2 separate regions of the Homo sapiens genome follow, and region 2 is linked to region 1. Evidence: read pairs that join two places in POLR2A ChIA-PET (ENCODE). Cell type or tissue: Panc1. All regions are shown on one strand. Each heading gives the region's core, and the rest is flanking DNA. Links, peaks and the distances in the headings are about the cores only. Region 1 holds the start of TRM-CAT4-2 (tRNA-Met (anticodon CAT) 4-2). Region 2 holds the start of H4C12 (H4 clustered histone 12).

Region 1 (12,201 bases), core at 2,529-7,528:
ATTAGTTACTGAAAAACAACAGACAATCACAAAAACAAGTTGACCTTTTTGTGATCCTTGAGCCCAGTTGCGAAGGGCCCTCGTGACCGGGCCTCATGCCAAACAACTCGTTACAAAAAGAGCTAGGGTTCCAGACTGGGCTGAAGCTTCATGAGACTTCTCCTCGTCTGTGCGCAGACAGCTGGCCAACTCTGGAGCCCAGGCTGTTGCTTCCCGGTCTGTTGGTGAATCCTCCATAGTCTGGTGAGTGTGTATATACATATATATGTATATACTTTGAGAGGCCGAAGTGGGCAGATTACTTGAGGTCAGTAGTTTGAGACCAACCTGGACAGCGTAGCGAAACCCAGTATCCACTAAAAATTCAAATATTAGCCAGGCATGGTGGCATGCACCTGTAGTCCCAGCTACTTGGGAGGCTGAGGCAGGAGAATAGCTTGAATCCAGGAGGTGGAGGTTGCAGTGAGCCGAGACCACGCCACTGCACTCCAGACTGGGAAACAGAGCAAGACTCCGTCTCAAAAATAAATAAATAAATAAATAACGTTTTTTAAATTTAAGAATAGATGTTTGAGGAATCTTCTCAAAGAGGAAAAAAAGAGGACCTGCCTTATATTGGGGATTGTTTCATTATGGGACACCTTTAGAAGCAGCCTGGAGTGCAGCCTGGAGTGCATATAAATATATGTCTTTTTCCTTCCCGTTGCAATTTGCTTATTATATCAGTCTGCTTATTATTTCAATTTGCTTACTATATCATTTGCTTATTATATCTGCATTGCCATTTACGTGGGATAAAGGTTGTTTACCCTTAAAGGTATTGTGTGTGTGTCTTTTCTTCTCCCCTTACACGTCTTCCACACAGAACATGTACACTTGTATCTACAGGTGCATGTGTGTGTATGTAGACGTGATTGCACACATGTTTATGTATACATGTCTGTGTACACCACATGCATGTGTAAATGTATGTGTGTACACGTGTATGCATGTGTGTATGCATACAGGCATGTACACATATGCACAAAGGTATCTACACATACATGTGTATACATGCATGCATGTTTATGTATACATGCATGTACACCGTATGTATGTGTGTATGTATGTGTGTATTTGCTGACACATATGCATATGCATACATGCAAGTACATGCATGTACACACGTAGCTGCACATTCATATGTGTATGTATACATGTATATACACGTGCGTGCATGTGTGAGTGTATAAAGATATGTACACATGCATGTGCAAATGCATGTGGGTGTGTGTGCATGGATGTATGTGTATCCATGTATCGTGTACACAGTATGCATGCATGTATTTGTGTAGATATATGTGCAGATAGACATGTGCTCACATGTCTGCATGCATGTGTGTACATGTGTGTTTACCCACCTACGTGTGTATGCACATGTGTACTCATGCATGCACACACGTATGCATACATGTATGCATTGTGCACATGTGTGCACATATGTTTTTATGAATAATGTATATATACATACACGTATACACCATGTATACCAGCCTACAAATGCATCTGTGCACACACGTGAAAGCATGTGTATGCCTGAATACAAGTGTCCATATTTACGTGTGCACATCCACACATACATGTCTACACACACACGTGTGTGCACACATGCATGTGCACACACAAAAATTTGTGTGCAAATACATGCATGCACACACATACATGCATGACATATATGTGTACATGGATATGTGGGTATACCTGCATGTGCATACACACGTGCACTTGCATACACAGATGCACCCATAATACATGTATATATACATACATGTTTACACACAAAAGCACGATGCATACATGTACTCAAACATATATCTGCATGCGCACGTACTTGTGCATACAAATGCACATGTCTACCCACACATGCATTCAGACGTCTGTGCACATGTATACATACACTTATACGTACAAACATACAAACACATATACACTCATACATGTGTGCACACTCACATATGTACACACATGCATGTGTACAAATACATGTGTGCGTCTGCATGCATTTGGGCATATTCATTGATTGTGTACACAGTATGTATGTGTCCATGTATGTGTGTATACGCATATGTGTAGATGCATATGTGTACATTAACATGCATGTACACTCATGTAAACATGCATCAACACATTTGTACACGTATTTATTCGTGTATCAGGTTTGTATACACGTACCTAAACATGCATGCGAGCATTCGTGCATGTATGTACACGAGAATGCATATGTGTATGCATACGTGTATGTACACATATAAGCACAGGCATCTACACGTGTGCGTGCGCACCTATGTGCACACTTATGTATACATGTATGTGCACGTGCATAAATGAATTAAGAAAGAAACAATTCACCCAAACAAGGAGGAAAAGATGAACATCTCAAGTACCTATGAGCATTTTTACATGCAGACCCCTTACTGACATTGGCCAAGACAGATGACAAGAGATCATCAAGGAGAGAGTTCATTAGAAGAAGATACTGCTAACATTAGAGAAACATAGCATCAATCACCCATAGCATGGATGCTGTTGAGCTTCCACCTGAAAAACAAACAACAACAACAACAAACCTGGCGGGTAGAAATAGGAACAGGTTTAGCATACATCCCTTCCTCCTTTTCCTGGGATCTGCATTGGGCCCCGTAAGCTTGGCATGAACCTAAGTGAATAAGACACCAAAGGACTGAAGTTTACCACTACCTTCAGAATTAGGACTCAGAGCCAGGAATTTCTTTAGACTACACAACCAGTCTATGCATATGGGAGGTTTTGGACTGTAGTTCACACTGGCTGCGCTTCCTTATGGAAACAGTGACTACAAGATGGAGGATATTAATGAAAGATAGCACACATCCATACTAAATGTCATAACAGCAAAAACCATAAGATAGTTACTGACAATGAGTCATGCAATTCCGAGGGAAAAACTAGTATGCTACATTCCTCCATGCTACATTCTTTCAAATAAGAATGAAAGAATCAAGAATGGGCCTTGAAGAATGAAGATGAGGAGAAATAATGGGTGTGTGGACCGCGCATTGGAGTGGGAATTCCTAGGTAAGGAAAGGTATATGGTCTGTTCAATTAAGGGACTCTAAAATACTTGTTAAAAAAAAAAAAAAAGGAAGTAGTGCTTTCCAGTAACAAAGTCTACTGCAAATCTGAAGGTGGAAATTTAAACAACTTTGAGCCTGTTACGGTGGAATTTTGTCCTGCCCCACCCGTTACCAAATTCATGTCGAAACCCTAAATCCCAATAGGCGTTCTTATAAGAAAAGATGGAAATATGTGTAGAGAGAGAGAGACCATGCAAGAATACAGCAAGAAGGTAAGTGACCATCTGCGAGCCAAGGAGAGAGGCCTCAGGAGAAACCAAAGCTAACAACTCTTCTAGCATCCAGAACTGAGAAAATTTTCTGTTGGTTAAGCCACTCAGTCTGTGATATTTATTATGGCAGCCCTAGCAAACTAGTACAGAGCGGAAGAGTTACAGTATCAAAATAAAATATTTAGGAAAATGCATTTATAAGAATCCGGAAGTTTGAGAGTATAGGAACTGGACCAGATAGGACAGTTTGTCCTGTCAGCTCCTGAGGTCAGGGATGGCTCAATTTCTTCTGAATCCTCAAAGCCTTCGGGTAGGACAGTACCTGAAATGGAATGTGTCCTCGAGAATTATGTGGTGGGTCTGGGCACCGCACTTCGAGAACTAATGATTTAAGGTGTTTGTAGGGATGTGAGGGATAAAGGGCCAAGGATGCCTTGGAAATCTAGAACATAAATGTCGGGTACATGGCAAGTGGTGAATTAAAGTTTGTTGAATGGACCAACGAATCTAAAATTCTATAGCTATTTGCTTAACAAATGAGTGTGGTGGTGTGGAGAGGAAAAGGGGAGATTACATGATCTAGAGGGAGAAAGAGGGCAGCACGCTTTTTGGAAAACAAAATCTGCTTTCAAGATCTGGTTTTACCCCTTATCAGCTGTGGATTTAGTTCTGCTGAGCCTCAGTTTCATCAGTAAGATGGGGATAATGATGTATAGATTTATGGCAAATAAATAAATAAATAAATAAATAGGACTAAATGAAATTATGGGAATAAAGTATTTAATAGAGTATTTGCAACATAGAGGTGAAGAAAACATGAAGACTCATCATAAAATCAGTTGGTGATATTTTGAGGGGACTATCTCAGGTGACATAAGTGGAAATGCAAATTTAAATTAAGAGAGGTAAGTGTAAACTGCAGGCATGTTTGGGAGCTTTTCATTCATTCAACTAGCATTTAGTGAAAGCCCGCTATTCCAACTAAGGAGACTGTGGACAGTAATTATTGCCTTATATCTCTGAGGGGACGAAGATCCAGATCAATAGAGAATGAGGTCAGGCATAATTGTTCAGTACACTATGGCTTCCGATTGTGAGGTTCTTCCGATGGGCTAAAAAGGAGCCTACGCGTGCCTATTGGAAATAATCTTGGAGAACTAGCGACCCTGGGCGAAGAAAACTGAAGTCCCAAAATAGCCCACCTGGGGAAAGAAATTAGGAAATTCCTGTGGAAGCTGGCGCGGCATTATACTTCGTCGCCCTCTTAGCGCAGCGGGCAGCGCGTCAGTCTCATAATCTGAAGGTCCTGAGTTCGAGCCTCAGAGAGGGCAGCTTTTGCAAGGAAAGCTTACCTTCCTGGTACTTGTTATAGCTGTAATCCACACTCCCTTTACAGCTAGGGTATAATTCCTTCTTTTCTAAAATATCAAGCATGTGGAATTGTGTCCGGCCCAGAGCTTTCCCACAGTAGCTGTCTAGGGGTGCGCTTTCGACACGCGCTCCCGGCTCCGCGCAGTGGCTGTTTCTGGATGAGTCTGGAGACTCCGCCTGCAGTCCTGTGCTGGCTCCACCTTGGCAGGGGTGGAGCTCAGGAATGTTGAGTGGTCCCGAAAATCCAGGTGGAACACAAGACTTCTAGTCCGGAAAAAAACCCCACATGCCTCAAATAGCCAATAGCGTGGTGGGGGGCTGGGGTTAGCGGAATTTGTAACCCGCTCACTTGGGAGGCAGCGGCCTGCAGGATCCACGTCTGCATTCTCCAGCTTTGTTCCTTTCTTCCCTCTGGGTGGGCTACCTTCGCTTCCCAGTTGATCACCTCAGAGCTGTACGCCTGGGTGTAGATGTCGAATACATTGATCTTATTTTTATCTGTTTTTATTTTTATGGTACACAGACGACAGGGAATCATTGGGCATCTTTGAAGTATAATAAATCGGATCTATTTTTCCCCAAATGGTTCCCATGGCAGGGGCTGGCGATACCTTGACCGACATCCAACAGACTGTATGTAGTCGATGAGGGAAAACCAAGGAGCGACGAGGGACAGGAACTCCGAGCAGGTGCTCAAAGAAAATCTGTGCTGTGCTGGGCTGGGGTGGTCACTTTCTTCTCAGAGATGCAGAGTGCTACACGGCGAGTGGGAGGGTGGGCTCCCACTCCCTGTTACAGGAGCCGAGGGAAGTTAATTTTATGACAAGAAGACCTCTCGGCTTCTTGTAACTGGGGATTCAACCTCGGAAAAAAGGAAAGCCGATGACGCGAACCTAGAGAAGCTAAAAAGAGAAGCTAGAAGCAGGAACGAGAGACTTTTGGGGAACAGATCCGGGCTTGGAGAGGAAATCGCAAAGCGTCAGTCAGCCGAAGGAAGGTTCTGATACCCAGCGGAATTTATAGAAAATAAATTCAGAAACAGAGAAAGAAGGAGAGTGGTGGGCAGTCTGTCCTTAACGAGGAGTTATATCCGCCTGTCAGGGATCCCATCGTCCCTGGTCCTGAATCTTATTGGCGTTTAATCTGTAACGCCAGTCCTGAACGACAGTCTCAGAAATCCTTCAAACTCATGTGCCACACACAGAAACCGAGATACTTTTTTCTCTTTTGTTATAGAGGCTCCTTGAGAGAGAAATGAATATACAAAAATGTCTCAGCAGAAAGTACTGAAAAGCAATCTGTGGGGAAAAGAAAGAGAGATCAGACTGTTACTGTGTCTATGTCGGAAGAAGTAGACAAAGAGACTCCATTTTGTTCTGTACTAAGAAAAATTCTTTTGCCTTGAGATGCTGTTAATCTGTAACCCTACCCCCAACCCTGTGCTCGCAGAAACATGTGCTGTGTCGACTCAAGGTTTAATGGATTTAGGGATATGCAGGATGTGTTTGTTAAACAAATGCTTGAAGGCAGCATGCTTGTTAAAACTCATCACCACTCCCTAATCTCAAGTACCCAGGGACACAAAACACTGTGGAAGGCCGCAGGGACCTCTGCCTAGGAAAGCCAGGTATTGTCCAAGATTTCTCCCCATGTACTATTCTGAAATATGGCCTGGTGGGAAGGGAAAGACCTGACCGTCCCCCAGCCGGACAGCCGTAAAGGGTCTGTGCTGAGGAGGATTAGTAAAAGAGGAAGTCCTCTTTGCAGTTGAGATAAGAGGAAGGCATCTGTCTCCTGCTCCTCCCTGGGCAATGGAATGTCTTGGTGTAAAACCCGATTGTATATTCTATCTACTGAGATAGGAGAAAACCGCCTTACGGCTGGAGGTGAGACATGCTGCCTGCAATACTGCTCTTTAATGCACTGAGATGTTTATGTATGTGCACATCAAAGCACAGCACTTTTTTCTTAACCTTGTATATGATACAGAGACATTTGTTCACATGTTTTCCTGCTGACCCTTTCCCCACCACTACCCTGTTGTCCTGCCACATCCCCCTCTCCGAGATGGTAGAGATAATGATCAATAAATACTGAGGGAACTCAGAGACCCGGGCTGCGCGGGTCCTCCGTAAGCTGAACACCGGTCCCCTGGGCCCACTTTTCTTTCTCTATACTTTGTCTCTGTCTCTTTTCTCAGTCTCTCGTCCCACCCGACGAGAAACGCCCACAGGTGTGGAGGGACAGGCCACCCTTTCACGATCCCACCCCATCCATTCTCAGAGCCTGAAATCAAGCTAGTCAGAGGAAGGGATTTACAGAGCGGGACTGCATTGTGGGACAATCCCTGCATTTTGGCTCTCCCTCACACCCTCTTCAGATTGGGCCCAAGCCTCACATTCTGAGGATGATACTCAGGACATGAGGGCGCCCTGAAAAAGGGCTGATCCCTCCGCAAACTCAGAGTGAGGCACACAGCCTGGAGGAAATGAGAAAATTATCACAAGTCTTTCAGATTCACAAATGCCATGTTCCCTTTGTTTTAAGGCCACGAAGGTCAAGTAAGGACCCAAATAACTACCAAACATCTCAGAGAACGCTTTGGGTAAGAGTGCGGAGACAATTGCCTTGTTCCCATTACAGTTTGCAGTTATTAATTTCATGGAAGAGAGCACGTCACACCGGGGGCAAGACACAGTAGGAACTGCCAGATTAAGTAGCACAGATATCCCGGAAAGTTTTGCGGCTCTTGTATTTTAAGGAAGTTATGATTACTGACTGACTGTTGATGAGTCAACAGTTGATGAGGAGGAGGTTTTGGGGCTGGCCATTCCAGGCTCCATGTTCACACCACGGCACCACCATTCCTAGGGTGTCTAGACATGTATAAGTGCAAAAACCGTGTATGTAGAGAAAATGATTTATTTAAATGTCACAGCACTTGTAAGTTTAAAAATTTCAATAAACACTTTTTGTTTTTGAGACTGCAGTGGTGTGATCTTGCTTCACTGTAACCTCCACCTTCCAGGTTCAAGCGATTCTCCTGCCTCAGCCTCCCGGGTAGCTGGGATTACAGGCGTGCACTACCACATCCAGCTAATTTTGTATTTTTAGTAGAGACGGGGTTTCGCCATGTTGGCCAGGCTGGTCTCAAACTCCTGGCCTCCAGTGATTCGCCCCGCCCCCGCCTCGGCCTCCCACCGAGCCTGGCCTAATAAGCACTTTTTTTAAGTTTTATCATTTTAATTAAATATTTCAGGCTTTAAATAGGAAAGGGAATGAGATAATTTTTGTTCGTTTTTCCAGGTTGCTGAACAAAATAATTACCAGAAAGAAATCAACATTTAGCTTTAATTTTTGATGCTACAAGACCCCTCTGGAGACAGTGTTCACGCAGTATCTGGAGAGTGTTGTTTAGGCTCCTGCTTCCTCACGCAGTCCCCTCCAACAATGCTGTTGGTCCATTGTGCTTCCCACTGTCCTTAGTCCATCTCATCCATGAATAGGCCATCAGCTCCCCCAGACCAGCAGCGGTGGGCTTTCCTTTGAAATCTGGAGGGTCTGGAGGGCTGCGCAAACTTCCCTTGACTTAGTTATCTCAGAGCATTGTGATGGAAAAGAAACATCCCATGCAAGTGGACAGCACTAGGTTGTGAACTGGAAGGAAGGTGGGAAAGGAGAGATACCCATTACGCATTTCACTTTCTTGAACTCAGCAGCAGAGAGAATGATGAAATCAATAGCTTGAGAGAACTAGGAAATTTTAGGGCCATGTTTGCATGTGTGTATGTACCTATTGTTAACAAATTGGTAATAGATCATAAATATGATCTAATATTAACTTTTTTTCTGATTGTCACCCATACAAAAAAAATTTCTCTTAATGGCTGATTATAAATAATAAAGTAAAATCTACAGATTTTTATGTTTTTTAAGACTCTTTTCATCCATAAAAGGTCCCTGGTCTTTCTTTTATGGATATTATTTTTTAAAATTGATAGACATTATTTTTTAGAGAAGTTCTGGGTTTAAAGAAAAATTGATCAGAATAGATAGAATTTCCATAAACTCCATCACTCTCCCTCTCTTACAATTTTCCCTATTATTAACATCTTGCATCAGCGTGGTGCATTTGTTACAACTGGTAAACCAGTAATTATCAATACATTATTGTTAACTAAAGTCCACAGTTTACATTACAGTTTGCTCTTTGTGTTATACATCCTGGGTTTTTTTTTTTTAAACAAATGTATAATGACATATATTTACCATTATAGTATCATAAAGAGTTAATGCCAGTTAGTTGTTGAAGGAACTGGGCCTTTTATCCTTAGAAACACCTCTATGTTGTATTTATTTCATTGTATCTATTTCCTGCCCCTTGACATGTTTCTTCATCTACTCTATTTCTTGTAAACTGGTAGTTACAAGTAGAGGCTCACTTAGATTCAGCTTCAAATCTTTTAAGAAGACAATTTGATAGGTGGGCTTGTGCACTTTCCATTGCTTCGCTTTATGAGGTACATAATGTCTGGTTCTCCAACTTTTAGTCACCAATATTAGCACTAATGTGTGTTTCAGCTGCCATTCATAAATACATGTATATATAACTCGTATACTTATGTGAATATATATATTTATATGTTGATAAAATGATACACAAAAATTAGAAAATAACATTGAATGAACATAAAAGTAAACAAGAAGAGATTAACTCTCGAATGCACAGTTTAGAAAAGAATCAAAAGTATATCTTTGAGCTCCTTAGAATATAATGAAAATGGGGGCTTATAACGACATATTTCTAAGGATTCTGTAGAAACTGCTTTCTCATTTTAAATTACACCTTTTAATACCCAAGTTACAAAACATTAGAAGAAATCAGTGCATCAAATATAAGAAGTAAGAAAAAGAAGAAAAGAAGAAGCAGAAGCAGAAGAAGGAAAAGGATAAGAAGAAGAGGAAGAAGAAGAAGAAGAAGAAGAAGAAGAAGAAGAAGAAGAAGAGGAAGAAGAAGAAGAAGAAGAAGAAGAAGAAGAAGAAGAAGAAGAAGAAGAAGAAGAAGAAGAAGAAGAAGACGGTAGCCCAAAAGAAAACCAGAAAATAGAATGGTGAAGGAAACACAGGAATTAACTAGAAAATTGGAAAATCTGCTTGGTCATTTGAAAACAAATGGAAAATTGTCAGTCAAATGTCAATGATAATAATAATAATAAGGGGCTATGGAGAAAGCACAAAGGAAAACCAAAAAACATTAGTGAATGCTATTGTTAAGATTTTAGAAATGTGGCAGGTAATTTTTTTAAGTATTGCTTTGTGTTTGATCTCCGTTTCCTTATACTACTCACCTCATCTGTTCAAGGCAGTAACCGTATTTTATAGAACCTTAACTCTACACATGGTGATGAAGTGAGTTAAACACAGTCTACATAGACAGTGTTTCGGTACTCAGGAAGCTCCCATTCTAGGGGAGAGAAAAACAAACCAATAATTCAAAGACATACTTTCCGGAGGAGACGATATTTGTGAAGATGTAATAGGAACTGAGAGATCGTGTGGGCATCACTTTTAGCTGTACTTGTCTAAAGACGGGAAATTTGCACTGACACCTGAGTACCTAGAAGTGCCAAACCTGTGGCAGGAGTGGAAAAGAAGGAAGGATGGAAGCAGGGGCAACAAGACTCTTACACGGGGATCAATAAAACACGGGCTCTAGGGAGGCGGCAGTTTCCTCTGATCTTCTCCCAGGTAAGAGGCACCGATGTCATCAACAGGAGAAACAACGGGGAATACAAACTAAGAGACATAAACCAGACAAGAAACTGGAGAATGCGGGCGTCGATCTCGCTACCTCTCGCATAGCTAAGCGAGCGCTCCACCGCCTGAGCTAATTCCCCAGAGGAGAAACTTTTCACCCCACCCATTTTCCTGGTTATTAGGAGCATGCCGGTGCTTTGTGTCGCCAAACCCCTGGCAGGACCAGATTGAGGGCCGAGCTTCTCAGATACTGCCTTCAGCAAAGTTCTATGAGCCTGCCAGTGCGAAGAATAGGGATTTCCAAAGAAGGTCATGAGGGAGACCTCTCTCCTCACTTCCCAATTTCGCCTTCTTCATCTCTCGGAATCAGAGAGCACATTCTGGATGGAGAAGCACCACCCGGAACTGCCTGGCTTGGGGGCACAGCTATTCCAGCACGCTCTAGAGTTGTGATCGTCACCTGCTCCTTGCCGCCACCGCCGCCCGGAAGTGGTGGGGCAGCTTCTCCCAGCCCCAGAGCTTCACGGCATAGCCGCATCTTCAATAGCACTTTCCTCCTGTAGGACTCAGAAAGTGATGGAGAACCTTGGAGGAGTTGAGAAAGAGAAAGCTTGAGAATTTTCATCTCAATCTGTGGATTCATTCCTGAAGCACTTCTTCAGCACCAGGCACAGTGGATGAGGCCAATAATCCTCATAGATACTGCCACAACAATAACGAGTACTGTGCAACTGTCATCTAGGCCAGATACCATTGGTAGCCTAGGGATTAAAAGAAGCTGGAGAATGCAGGCGTCGATCCTGCTACCTCTTGCATGCTAAGCAGGCACCCTACCGCTTGAGCTAATCCCCCACACTACACTTGTCTTTTCTGCCAATTTTTATAACCGGGACACAAATATCGTCTTATGTCCCACTTAAGTTTCCAGGTTTTCGAACACCTCCGGAAACTTCCCTACCAAGGCGAAGCCAGGAGTGAAGCTTCTGGGAGACAGCCTCAGACCTGGAAGGCAGTGACCATCCTCTGCTTTTTCAATCTGAGTCCTGATCCTGAGAAAGAGAGAAAAGATCTCATTAGGAAAGCACTAGTTCTAATCTGATTTCACTCTCCCATTACATGAAAGAGAAGGAAGTACCGTCCCTAATTAGCAGTTACCTCAAATGCTCTGTTGAATGCATCACTTTTTAAGAACACAAACCTGGAAATAAACCCAAGTATCTTTTCACTGATTGATCCTTCAAGTAACTTATCTTTATCTAATATCTGTGTTACTAATTGTTTCTCCATTCAGGGGAGTTGAGATCTGTTGTTACCTATTAATCCTTGATAGATTTAATTTGCATTTTTGTACTGATTAATGTTGTTGAACATCTTTTAGTGTGCCTATTGGCCATATAAGCATCTTATATTGTGAAATGCCTGCTCAAGTTTTTTGCCCTTATCCTTACTGAGTGTTTGTATCACTGAGTTCTAAAATGTGTTCTATATTCTCCATAAAAGTCCTTTGTTATATGTGTATCCATAACACATATGTTGTATAACAACTATGTGTGCATATAACATATATTACATTTCTTTTCAAGTCTATGTCTTGCCTTTTCATTTTCTTAATATTGTCTTTCAAATAAAAACATTTTGATATTTTATAAAATCCAGTGTATCTTTTTTTGTAAGGGCTCATGCTTTTCTGGTCCCTTCTGAAAAAGCTT
Region 2 (12,201 bases), core at 3,183-8,182, 1.1 Mb after region 1:
TCACTTCTCAGACGGGGCGGCTGCCGGGCAGAGAGGCTCCTCACTTCTCATACGGGGCGGCTGCCCGGCGGAGGGTCTCCTCACTTCTCAGACGGGGCGGCCGGGCAGAGACGCTCCTCACCTCCCAGACGGGATGGCGGCCGGGCAGAGGCGCTCCTCACATCCCAGACAGGGCGGCGGGGCAGAGGCGCTCCCCACATCCCAGACGATGGGCGGCCGGGCAGAGACGCTCCTCACTTCCTAGATGTGATGGCGGCCGGGAAGAGGCGCTCCTCACTTCCCAGATGGGATGGCGGCCGGGCAGAGACGCTCCTCACTTTCCAGACTGGGCAGCCAGGCAGAGGGGCTCCTCACATCCCAGACGATGGGCGGCCAGGCAGAGACGCTCCTCACTTCCCAGACGGGGTGGCGGCCGGGCAGAGGCTGCAATCTCGGCACTTTGGGAGGCCAAGGCAGGCGGCTGGGAGGTGGAGGTTGTAGCGAGCGGAGATCACGCCACTGCACTCCAGCCTGGGCGCCATTGAGCACTGAGTGAACCAGACTCCGTCTGCAATCCCGGCACCTCGGGAGGCCGAGGCTGGCGGATCACTCGCGGTTAGGAGCTGGAGACCAGCCCGGCCAACACAGCGAAACCCCGTCTCCACCAAAAAAATACGAAAACCAGTCAGGCGTGGCGGCGCGCGCCTGCAATTGCAGGCACTCCGCAGGCTGAGGCAGGAGAATCAGGCAGGGAGGTTGCAGTGAGCCGAGATGGCAGCAGTATAGTCCAGCTTTGGCTCGGCATGAGAGGGAGACCGTGGAAAGAGAGGGAGAGGGAGACCATGGGGAGAGGGAGAGGGAGAGGGCGAAAAACAATTTTAAATCCTCAAAAGTTGTCAGATCTGGAATTGCTAAGTGGGCCTAAATAAAATTTTTTGCATATAAATAATGTTTCTCTTTAAGATGTAAAAAATAATATATATATTTTAACTATGTATGTCTATACATATAAATATATATATATATGTATATATATATATATATTTTTTTTTTGAGACAGAGCCTTAGTCTGTCACCCAGGCTGGAGAGCAGTGGCAGGATCTCGGCTCACTGCAACCTCTGCCTCCTGGGTTTTCGTGCCTCAGCCTCCCAAGTAGCTGAGATTATATACGCAGGCCACCAGGCCCAGCTAATTTTTGAGTATTTTTAGTAGAGAAATTGCCTCACCATGTTGTCCAGGCTGGTCTCAAAGTCCTGGCCTTAAGCAATCTGACTGCCTCATCCTCCCCAAGTGCTAGGATTATGGGCATGAGCCATCGCACCAGGCCAAAAACACATTTTTAAAGTTAAGACTTAAATGTTGTTTTATAATTTTACACCACCAAAGTGATGTGACACGGTGAAAAATTTAAAGCACAATCATAAGAAGCAGATTATTTGCAACCAAATCTGTAACAATAATATTCTACTTGTGGGATCTTGGGTTGAGGTGCATATGCTCTCTAAGCCTCGATTTATTTTTGTAAACAATTATGTGATGATGATAAAAATAGTTCCCAGCTCTAAGGGTTGTTGTAAGGATTAAATGAGTAGGGCCGGGTGGCTCACGCCTGTAATCTCAGCTTTTGGGGAGGCAGAAGTGGGAGGACAGCTTGAGCCCAGGAGTTGGAGACCTGAAAAAAAAGACAAACAAGTGTAAATGAATTGGTAAATAAAAAACACTTAGAACACTGACAACAGTAAGTGCAGTGTGAAACACTTAGCATTACTTTTATGCCAAATTCATAACCTGTAATTGCATCTGACCATCATCCCTGGGTAAGAGCAATCTTTTTTTTTGTTTTGTTTTGTTTTGTTTGGCGACACTCTGTCACCCAGGCTGGAGGGCAGAGGTGTGATCTCGGCTTACTGGAACCTCTGTGTCCCAGGTTTAAGCGATTCTCAGCCTCAGCCTCTCAAGTAACTGGGATTACAGGTGTGTGCCACCACGCCCGGCTAATTTTTTGTATTCCTAGTAGAGACGGGGTTTCAACACATAGGCCAGAATGGTCTCCAACTCCTGGCCTAAAGCTGTCTGCCAGCCTTGGCCTCCCAAAGTGCTGGGATTACAGGCATGAGCTACTGCATCGGGCCCAGAGAGCAACCTTTTCTAACAGCCACATTTTAGTACTCTAGATTCAGCCAGGAGTTGTGTAATTAAACCTTTGTCTATTATGAAATCATAGGAAATACCTGTGTCAAGTGCATTTTTTCACACAATTTTTGCAAATGGAGACATCTTCATTATTCCTATAGTATCATATGTTTTTAAAGTTTGTACTCACACTTTGGGTGATAAATGAAGGACAAGATCCTTCCCTATCCTTGTGAGGATGACTACAGCATGACTGGATGGGCTTGCTATGATTTTTATCTTTCCCTGTGTTCTCACTACCGTTTTATTAATCTCAGTTCTTTTTCACAGGGTAGCACAGAATTTAACTAGCAGAAAGAGATCCAGCCATGTAGACCAGAGATTTGTCTAAGTGACGGCATGTAAGAATCAGGAAGGAAAGTTTTTTGTTTAAATACCAACAGGTTCCTTCCTTAAAGCAATTATTATTTTTCAAATCTAACCCACAAGGTGATAGTATCCTTAAACCAATTAAATCAGAATCTCGGGTTGGATAACCTCAAATATGACTTATTAGCACTTCCCATTAATCACTGGTCCTTCAGGCCTTTAAGTTTACTTACTAGGAATCTCACTTTTAATACCATCTTATCAACTTCAGTTGTAAATAAGAGAACACTCAAAGGCTGAGGAATTCTCAGCGGTAAAGCTCTGCCCACGTTAAGTAACAAAGGATAAGTTAGTCTTTGTTGTGATCACTTTGTTGTACTGATAAGCTACGTATTTCTACTCAAGGATTCAAATTCTCACCTTTCTCAAGAATTGGGCCAAAACCGATAAACTAAACTTATTTACGGTCCACTGATTAAAGGTTGTTGCATAATAAGTTCTTGCTATGTTCAGCAGTTGGATTCACAGCGCCAGAAACCTATAACTGCTTGACTTTCCTCCCCACTACACTGCGAAAATTGCCCCTTAAATGTAACTAACCCTAAAACCTCAACAGTATCGTGGCCAGGCGTGGTGGCTCACTACTGTAATACCAACATTAGGCATAGGCGAGGGGATTGAGGCCAGGATATCGAAACTAGCCTGGGAAACACACGGAGACCCGGTCTTTGGAAAAATAATTAGCCTTGCGTGGTGGTGGGCGCGAGGTTCCGGCTAATCGGGAGGCTACAGTGAGCCATGATGACACTGCACTACAGTCTGCGCGACGGCCCATGTCAGTAAGCTCTGGAGCACCTGAAACAAGTTGTGTTGGGTATTTTATTTACTGGAGAGCGATTAGTGACTGATGCCTACTTACAGCGACTAGAGACGCATGCTCCGATAGCAGCACAAACTCAGCAGGCGCGAACAAATGGTAAAGAGAAACTGGGCAAACAAGCATCACGGCTCCTCAGCTGAGAAAGTGGGGGCCCTAAAAAGGGCCTTTTGTTGATAGAAAGGGACGCTCAACCACCGAAACCGTAGAGGGTGCGGCCCTGGCGCTTGAGCGCGTAGACCACATCCATGGCGGTGACCGTCTTGCGCTTGGCGTGCTCTGTATAGGTCACGGCGTCCCGGATCACGTTCTCCAGGAACACCTTCAGCACCCCGCGAGTCTCCTCGTAGATGAGGCCGGAGATGCGCTTCACGCCGCCGCGGCGAGCAAGGCGCCGGATGGCCGGCTTGGTGATGCCCTGGATATTGTCGCGCAGTACTTTACGGTGGCGCTTAGCGCCGCCTTTGCCAAGACCCTTCCCGCCTTTGCCGCGGCCAGACATGACGAGCAAGAGGAGTCTCACCCAACGCTTTGTGAGGACTCTGGCCTGAGGCAGCGCCTTTATACGACAGTTGGCGGACCGAACTGAGAACCTGAAAGAAGTCGGCGGGAAGTCCCGCCCCGGTGGGGGAGGGGAAATCTAAAGGGCCAAACCGAAATAGGGGGAAAAAAAAAGCGAGCTTCTTGTTTCCGTGTTCTGAATTTTGTAACGTGCATAGTATTTTGTTACCACGTTATGAGGCTTTAAAAAATTGCTTTTGAACGCAGAAGATATACATCAATACTGTGGGAAATACAAGAAAGGACAAGAAATTAAGAAACTACAATGTTATCCCATCACACAGGCTAGTTAATCATGTATTTTGCAGAGCAGTTGCACATATTTTTCCAAGAAAATGTATACAGTGTTGTATATGGAGTTTTGTAACCTCCTTATATTGATTATAATTTAACCAATTTCTATTAAAGAGATAAAAGTGATGTTTTGGTGTCTATGTTTCTTAGGAATTATCAATAGTTATAATCAGTTCCCCAGCAATTTTTTAATCGGCTGTATTTTAAAAATAATGTTTTCCACATTCAACATAAATGTACTTTTTCTCTATACTTGGGACCAATATTGAAATTTATGATTTTATTACACCAAAATTTAAATTTTATTACATTAATATTTAAAATTGTATTAGAGGTCTCATGATTTGGTACTACGGGTCTCCGCATTATTTCCTTTCCAAATTTCCTAATCTGTTTCACCAAGGTTTCTGGACAACTTTAGAGACCTTTTGTGAAGTTTGAATAAAATCTCTTCGAGATTTTGATAATTGCATTAGCTTTAGGACTTAATTGGAATAGAATTAAAATCCTTAAAACAAGCTCTTATAACTAGAAAATTGGTGTTTGTAGGTTTTGTGTGTGGGGTTTTTTTTTTTTTTTGGAAGGAGTCTCGCTCTGTCGTCAGGCCGGAGGGCAGTGGTGCAATCTCGGCTCACTGCAACCTCCACCTCCCGGGTTCAAGCGATTCTCATGCCTCAACCTCCGGATTAGCGCGGACTACAGGCATGCGCCACCACGCCCAGCTAATTTTTTGTATTTTTAGTAAAGAACAAGTTTCACCATGTTGGACAGGATGCTCTTGATCTCTTGACATCGTGATCCGCCCGCCTCAGCCTCCCAAAGTGCTGGGATTACAGGCGTGAGCCGCTTCGCTTGGACGCTTGTAGGTTTTTAAAAAGACACTTTTATATGACCCAACTAAAGATTTGTTATCAACCATTATGGAGCAACTTTGATTCCGTATATTTGATTTTCTTTCTTATTAATAAATACAGGGTTATACTCTGAATTTTTTTTTTTTTTTTTTTTTTTGTGGAGACGGAGTCTCGCCCTTTCGCTCAGGCTGGAGTGCAATGGCCCAATCTTGGCTCACTGCAACCTCCACCTCCCGGGTTCAAGCGATTCTCCCACCTCAGCCTCCCCTGAGTAGCTGGGATTACAGGCACTCACCACCACGCCCGGCTAATTTTTTTGTATCTTTAGTAGAGACGGGGTTTCACCATGTTGGCCAGGCTAGTCTCCAACTCCCGACCTCGTGATCCATATGCCTCGGCCTCCCAATGTGCTGGGATTACAGGCTTGAGCCACTGCGCTCGGCCACTCTGAAATTATTTTAACATCAATGAAAATTATAAAACTCCTATAACTATTCTAATATAATCTCTTAGTATTCAATTCTTTGTTTAGAAAGTAGTTAAGAGTTGAAACTCTGGAAATAGAAAACTTTGGTTTTAGATTAAATGTTTACCTTTCAGACTCGAGCTGACTTGTTACCGATCAGACACGAGGTGACTTGTTTATTCTTTTTAAATCTTTGCTCATCTACAAAGTTAGAATAGGATAGTGACGGTACTGTTGGGGTGCAGAATGATTCCCCAAAATGTGGTTCTTGGGCATGCTGAGCGCTTTTGAACATTGAAAGGCCTCAGAAATAAGCTTCAGAATCAAAGCCCCTCTAACTTCGTCTTCTTTCCCATACATGCGAAGGGACTCTGACATTTCCTAATCGGACCAAGAAAATTTCTTACCAGAAGTAACAATTGCCTTCTATCCCCTCCCTGTTATTTCATTATTGCAGAAAAGAATACTGAATATGGATTTTTCAAGATAATGTCTGCCTCTCGGTCTCATTTAAATTACCAAGACATACTAGGTGCTGTGGCTCCTCCCACTAATCCCAGCACTGTGGGAGGTCGAGGCAGGTGGATCCCTTGAGCTCAGGAGTTCGAGACCAGCCTGGCCAACATGGCGAATCCCTGTCTCTACAAAATATACAAAAAATTAGCCAGGTGGTGTCACATGCCTGTAATCCCAGCTACTTGGGAGGCTGAGGCAGGAGAATCACTTGAACCTGGGAGGCGGAGGTTGCAGTGAGCCGAGATTGCACCATTGCACTCCAACCTGGGCAACAAGAGTGAAACTCTGTCTGAAAAAAAAAAAAATTAGCCAGTTGTAGTGGTGCATGCCTGTGGTCGCAGCTACTAGGGAGCCTGAGGTAGGAGGATCACTTGAATCCCAGAGGTGGAGGTTGCAGTGAGTGGAGACTGTGCCACTGCACTCCAGCCTGGGTGACAGCCTGGGAGACGGATTAAGACCCCATCTCAAAATAAATAAATAAATTATGAAGACAATCATTTACAAGCTAATTTCTTTCTGTGGCCCATTTATTTTCCATAACAAGCCTTTATTGCCCCTCAAAGGAATTGTCTACCTTTCCCATCTCCTCCTTCCCCTATGAAAAAAGTTACATAAGCTTCTGTACTCCTTTAGGGACTGGGGTAATCACTTTGTAATTCTCCCTCGTGCACATTATTAAATTTCTGTGCCATTTCTCCCATTATTCTGTCTTTTGTCAGTTGATTTTCTATGAAACTTCCCTTAGCCCCTACAGTATTTACCTCTTTGAGGTACTGTAAGAATTAATGGAGGCCAGTCTCAGTAGCCTGCCTGTAGTCCCAGCTACTCTGGAGGCTGAGGTGGGGGGATTGCATGTGTTCAGGAGTGGGAGGATTGTGCAAGCTCAGGAGTCAGAGATCAGCCTGGGCAACATCACAAGACCTTCATCTAAAAAATAAAAAAAATTAAAAAAATAAAACAATGGAGATAATGTATGTAAAATATTAAGCAGAAAGCCAACCTCTATTTAATATACGTAATTTTTTTCTTTACAACTAATTTACAAATATTTTGTTTATATTATACTTTAAATATGTTAATACATCAATTTATCTAATTATGTATAACACATTAAGTAGTTAATTTAAATAACAAATATTTATTTTTAGTACATATTGTCAATGTCGGGGCTCAGAAACCAATACCCCAAACTATGGCATGGTGACAAGCTGAACTGCAGAAGCCTCAAAGTCTCTTTGACCTTCTCCCACTCCCCAACCTTTGTCTTCCTGTTATCTGGACTCACCAAAAATGAGTCCCTGTAAGACGAATGTAATCACACCCGAACAGCTCATTTCACAAGATAAGGTACAAGTTTAATTTCTTTTCCCTGATCCATTCATTCTTCCTAGTAATCCCCTCAAATGAATTCCTCTTCTCCCTCCCTCAAACTGTTTTTCAAGGATGGTATATAAACTTCTGAACCACGTTCTGGGGTGGGCAATCACTGATTCTCCCCATGCACATTGTAAATTTGTCTGCCTTTTTTTCTATTAATCTACCTCATGTCTGATTTTTCAACAAACCTTCAGAGGGCATCAAATCAGTAAGGACATTCATTTAATTCAATATTTCACAGATGATATAATACCATGAAGTGATAAGGCACTATAAATGTTCCTAATTGCTCCTTGCCCCTTGGATCTCTCTGATCTTTAGGTTGCCTCCTCTAGTTTACTTACTGTGAAGCTACTCATTTAACAGCTCCTCCATTTTCCTTTACATGTGTATGTGGAATTATAAACAATGATATATCACACTTGTATATTTTATTTTGCTTAATACATAAGTTTGCATGTCAATGTTTTGATTATGAGTACATTGATTTGAGTTTGCATAAATAACACCCAAAATTATAATAATTATAAAGCAAAAGTTACTTTACAAGCTGTTTAGCTTAAAGAATTTTACTTCTGGAACTCACGAACTCTGAAAAATATTACTTAGCTAGCTTTCATGATTAAATGGTGGTTCTTGGGAGAAACAGAATCAATGGAATAATTTTATTATCAACTTCAATGATCATAACAGCATATTTTATTTAAAAACTTATTTTAATTTCAAAAATCTTACAGGCCTTCTATGGAGCTGTATCATTTACTCTATATTGAGAAACAATTATTGAAAATTTATACACATAAATAACACAGATGACATTTTAAAAGGGAACAAATGAATTAATTCATTGAAATCAGGATGGAGTCCTCAACATCAAATAATAAATTTTTTTAAACAATGTGATATTTATGATTTTTGTGATTGCTGTTTTATTCCAAGAAATACTAGTTGTATGTGATTGCAATCAAGACTTAAATCTAGGAAATAAAAATGTGTGAAGAGACTCAAAAATTAATGTATTTCAATGGACTGGAGATCCTGTAGAAATTCATTTTCATTAACATGTCTGTATGAGGAAAACAGTAGCTTATATAAGTTTAGGTGGAGAGGAATAGAAGGCCCTCTCTATAGCTAGGAGGACTTGGTGATCTGAGAAGGAAAGGAGTGATCTTGGTGAAAGAAAGGAAGCAGGAAAAACTGACAGGAACAGGAGTATATGACCATGATATAATAAAAAACCTGACTTACAATGTCCTTCATTCATACTGTTTTTAAATAACACGTTCTAAAGTAATCTCACACCCTAACCCCAACCCTTTCCCATCATTTATATAAACAGTCCATTATGACATGTATTCTTTGCCCAAGCCAACTTGAAGCTCCTTTTGGATAGAGACTTTATGTATCTGGATTAATATTGTATTCCCATTTAGGAGAGTGCCTGGCACACCATAGATGCTCAGAAAGATTCAATTGAACTCGAATAGGTAGGCCAAACACACACGGGGTCCTAAATTGTGCAGAAGGGTCAGATACCTAAATTTTGCTTCCATGGTCTTATGAAGTATAAACTAAAAGCCCAAGTAAGGAGCAAAGGTTAGTTTACCAATTTTATCTCTGGAACCCAGGTACACTGAAAAGTATTATTTAGCTAGCTTTCAGTCCTCTGTAATACAGAAAGTAAATATCTGACACTAGGTTCATTTGAAACACTCTTGCTCTGTCACACAAGCTGGACTGCAGTGGTGCAATCATAGCTCATTGCAGCCTCGAACTCCTGGGCTCAAGTGATCCTTCTGGTCTCAGCCTCCCGAGTAGCTAGGACTACAGGCTATGAGACGCCAGGCACGGTTAGTTATTTTACTTTTGTAAAGATCAGGCTGGCTTCGAACTCCAAGGCTCTAGCGGTCCTTCCGCCTCGGCTTCCCAAAGCGGTTCTGTTTACCGGATGGTGCCAAACAGTTCCAGGCTCTTGGTGCCCGGTAGAAATTGGACGACACACACACAGATAGCAAAGCAAAGCAGCAAAAGTTTAGTAAACAGAGTATTACACTCTCGGGGGTGGGAGAGAGCGGACTGACCTCTGCGAGGTGAGATCAGCGTCAGCTTGCTGTAGTTTGAGTCATTTTATGTGTGTGCGTGCGTGTGTGTATGTTTTCTGTTCCCAGTGCTGCCTAATCTATAGCCAGCATCTGCCCTTTTATTGATAGGTTTGTTGCTTACTTTGTCCTCTGTGGCTTGTGCCTCTATCTTATAATCTTAAATATATGCATGATATGTAGCCCATATGCATGAACCTTAAGTAGCTGATTATCATACGGGCTTTTGTTAAGGATACTTTTCCTCTCTAATACGCATGCCCATCTCTGAAGAGCTGCCTCTTAAACTGGTTTGTTCCAGATCTTGCCGGCCACGAGGTCCTTGCTCACATTATCTCTTTTGTTTCGGCTGCAAAAGGTTCACTGCTTGTTATCTCGCTTCTTGTTCACCCGCCCATCTACCTTACTTCTGCCCTTTGCTTTTACTTATTCTGCCCTCTAACTTTCAGCTCCCTTTGTTATTCTCTTGCCTCACTTTTCTTATTGTTTCAGCTGTATTGCAGGCGCGAGCTGCCGCGCCTAAATTTCTTGATGTACCGTAAACATTTCAATGTCTACTTTCTATCTCAAAACAATGTGGTGTAAAAGCCGTTTAGTTTTGCTTCATCTCCATACAGCATTCCAGTGCCATTGCAAAATGACTCGACTATCAGATAAAACTGAACACAGCTCTACTTGGTGAAAAAGTAGGTGGCTCTGAAAAGAACCTTTTTGGTTTGGACCGAGGTATGAGTAATGAACTGCTCCAGCCCCGCTACTTGCCCTTGGCCTTGTGGTGGCTCTCAGTTTTCTTAGGCAGCAGCACGGCCTGGATATTGGGCAGGACACCACCCTGGGCGATGGTCACTTTACCAAGCAGCTTGTTGAGCTCCTCGTCGTTGCGGATGGCCAGCTGCAAGTGGCGCGGGATGATGCGGGTCTTCTTGTTGTCGCGGGCCGCGTTGCCAGCCAGTTCCAGGATCTCGGCGGTTAGGTACTCCAACACCGCCGCCAGGTACACCGGCGCTCCGGCACCGACCCGCTCAGCGTAGTTGCCCTTGCGGAGCAGTCGGTGCACTCGGCCCACTGGGAACTGAAGACCCGCCCTTGAAGAACGGGTCTTAGCCTTGGCGCGAGCTTTGCCGCCCTGCTTGCCACGTCCCGACATGACGTAAAAAATTCAATCAGTAACGTTCCTGAGACTGACGTAACGCTAAAGCTCCGCTACTTATAGTCAACAGAGGCACGAAAACTAAGCTGTGCTATTGGCTAACATTACAGTTTCGCTTTAACCAATGGGATTGCGGTTTTGAAAAACACTTATTTTGATTGGACAAAGTTAATATACGTTTCCAGGACTCACCACTGGTTAAACGCACAACTTCATTCTCTACCCCACTTGCGTTAAGAAGCAGTGAATAAGCGGTAGGTTGACAGAGCTACCGTCTTCCTGTTTTTTTCCTCCAATTTTCCGGCAGTTACTCCCAGTCATGCCCGAGCCCTCAAAGTCCGCTCCTGCCCCGAAGAAAGGCTCCAAGAAGGCAGTGACAAAGGCCCAGAAGAAGGACGGCAAGAAGCGCAAGCGCAGCCGCAAGGAGAGCTACTCCGTGTACGTGTACAAGGTGCTGAAGCAGGTCCACCCCGACACCGGTATCTCGTCCAAGGCCATGGGCATCATGAACTCCTTCGTCAATGACATCTTCGAGCGCATCGCCGGCGAGGCTTCCCGCCTGGCGCATTACAACAAGCGCTCGACCATCACCTCCAGGGAGATCCAGACGGCCGTGCGCCTGCTGCTGCCAGGGGAGCTGGCCAAGCACGCGGTGTCGGAGGGCACCAAGGCCGTCACCAAGTACACCAGTTCCAAGTGAGCCCGCCCACCGCGGAACGTTCGGTCAGTCTCGGCCCACACCCCAAAGGCTCTTTTCAGAGCCACTCAGTCTTCCCAAAGAGAACTGGCACTCACTGTTCTTACAGCAGGTATTTCTTACTTGCTACAAAGACGATTTCCAAGATTCCTTTAGCCTTGTTAGAAACTAATTTTGGCTCAAGCCTCTAATCCCGGTTCGGGAAACCGAAGCGGGTGGCTCACCTGAGGTTAGAAGTTCGAGACGAGCCTAGCCAACATGGTGAAACCCGTCTCTACTAAAAGTACAAAAAAATAGCTGGGCGTGGTGGCGGACGCCTGTAATCCCAGCTACCCGGGAAGCTGAGGCAGGAGAATCGCTTGAACCCGGCAGATGGAGGTTGCAGTGAGCCGAGATCGGGCCATTGCACCCCAGCCTGGGCAGTAAGAGCGAAACTCTGTCTCAAAAAAGAAAGAAAAAGAAAAGAAATTAATTAGCACTGCAGTGTACTGCATGTTGCAGCAACGCTTGAGACAATTTTATATCTGAAGAAGGATGAGGTTTATCATCAGACAAACCTAGTAAAGGGAAAATTCAGTTCCTGTTGACCCCAAAGAAAATATAATACTTAAGTGTCACTGGTAAAATATCCACAGTGCTTCCGGCGCTCTGTCCCTAAACTTCATGTGTACTTTAGTAATGAAGCAGTTGGCACACACACAAACGTACAAATCGACTTGTTTGTTTTGAGAGTGGTGCTGTTTCTCCTCCCTTGTCCCCAGTTTGGATTTGCTAAATATTAAGATAGAAAGGCAGTAGAAAAAAGTTTGAACCCAGTTTACAGCACCG

What was found. ChIA-PET counts read pairs that join two places held together with the same protein. Peaks named below come from ENCODE experiments on the same cell type or tissue, not always from the same donor. Only the 100,000 strongest peaks of a DNase experiment are listed, where the experiment ranks them.
Region 2: POLR2A ChIA-PET joins it to region 1 with 7 read pairs; 1 of 35 experiments calls an interaction of 5 or more read pairs at or near these places.

The regions. Positions count from the first base shown.
Region 1 is chr6:26,738,641-26,750,841 of GRCh38, forward strand. It overlaps TRM-CAT4-2 (tRNA-Met (anticodon CAT) 4-2), which reads left to right and starts at 4,623; the gene lies at 4,623-4,695. It also overlaps the pseudogene TRUND-NNN1-1. In Panc1, for the core only: no CTCF peak of the experiment used is centred there; DNase peaks (open chromatin) are centred at 4,881, 5,631 and 5,936; H3K4me3 peaks cover 1,738 bases; H3K27ac peaks cover 903 bases.
Region 2 is chr6:27,827,667-27,839,867 of GRCh38, forward strand. H4C12 (H4 clustered histone 12) reads right to left here and starts at 3,894. Exons shown (of 1, transcript NM_003541.3): 1 at 3,508-3,894. The coding sequence starts at 3,861. The coding sequence ends at 3,550. H2AC15 (H2A clustered histone 15) reads right to left here and starts at 10,709. Exons shown (of 1, transcript NM_003510.3): 1 at 10,214-10,709. The coding sequence starts at 10,673. The coding sequence ends at 10,281. It overlaps H2BC15 (H2B clustered histone 15), which reads left to right and starts at 10,903. Exons shown (of 1, transcript NM_003520.4): 1 at 10,903-11,444. The coding sequence starts at 10,996. The coding sequence ends at 11,376. RefSeq lists enhancers at 433-1,074, 3,345-3,454, 3,378-4,203, 8,839-9,776, 9,195-9,244 and 6 more. In Panc1, for the core only: no CTCF peak of the experiment used is centred there; no DNase peak of the experiment used is centred there; H3K27ac peaks cover 1,982 bases.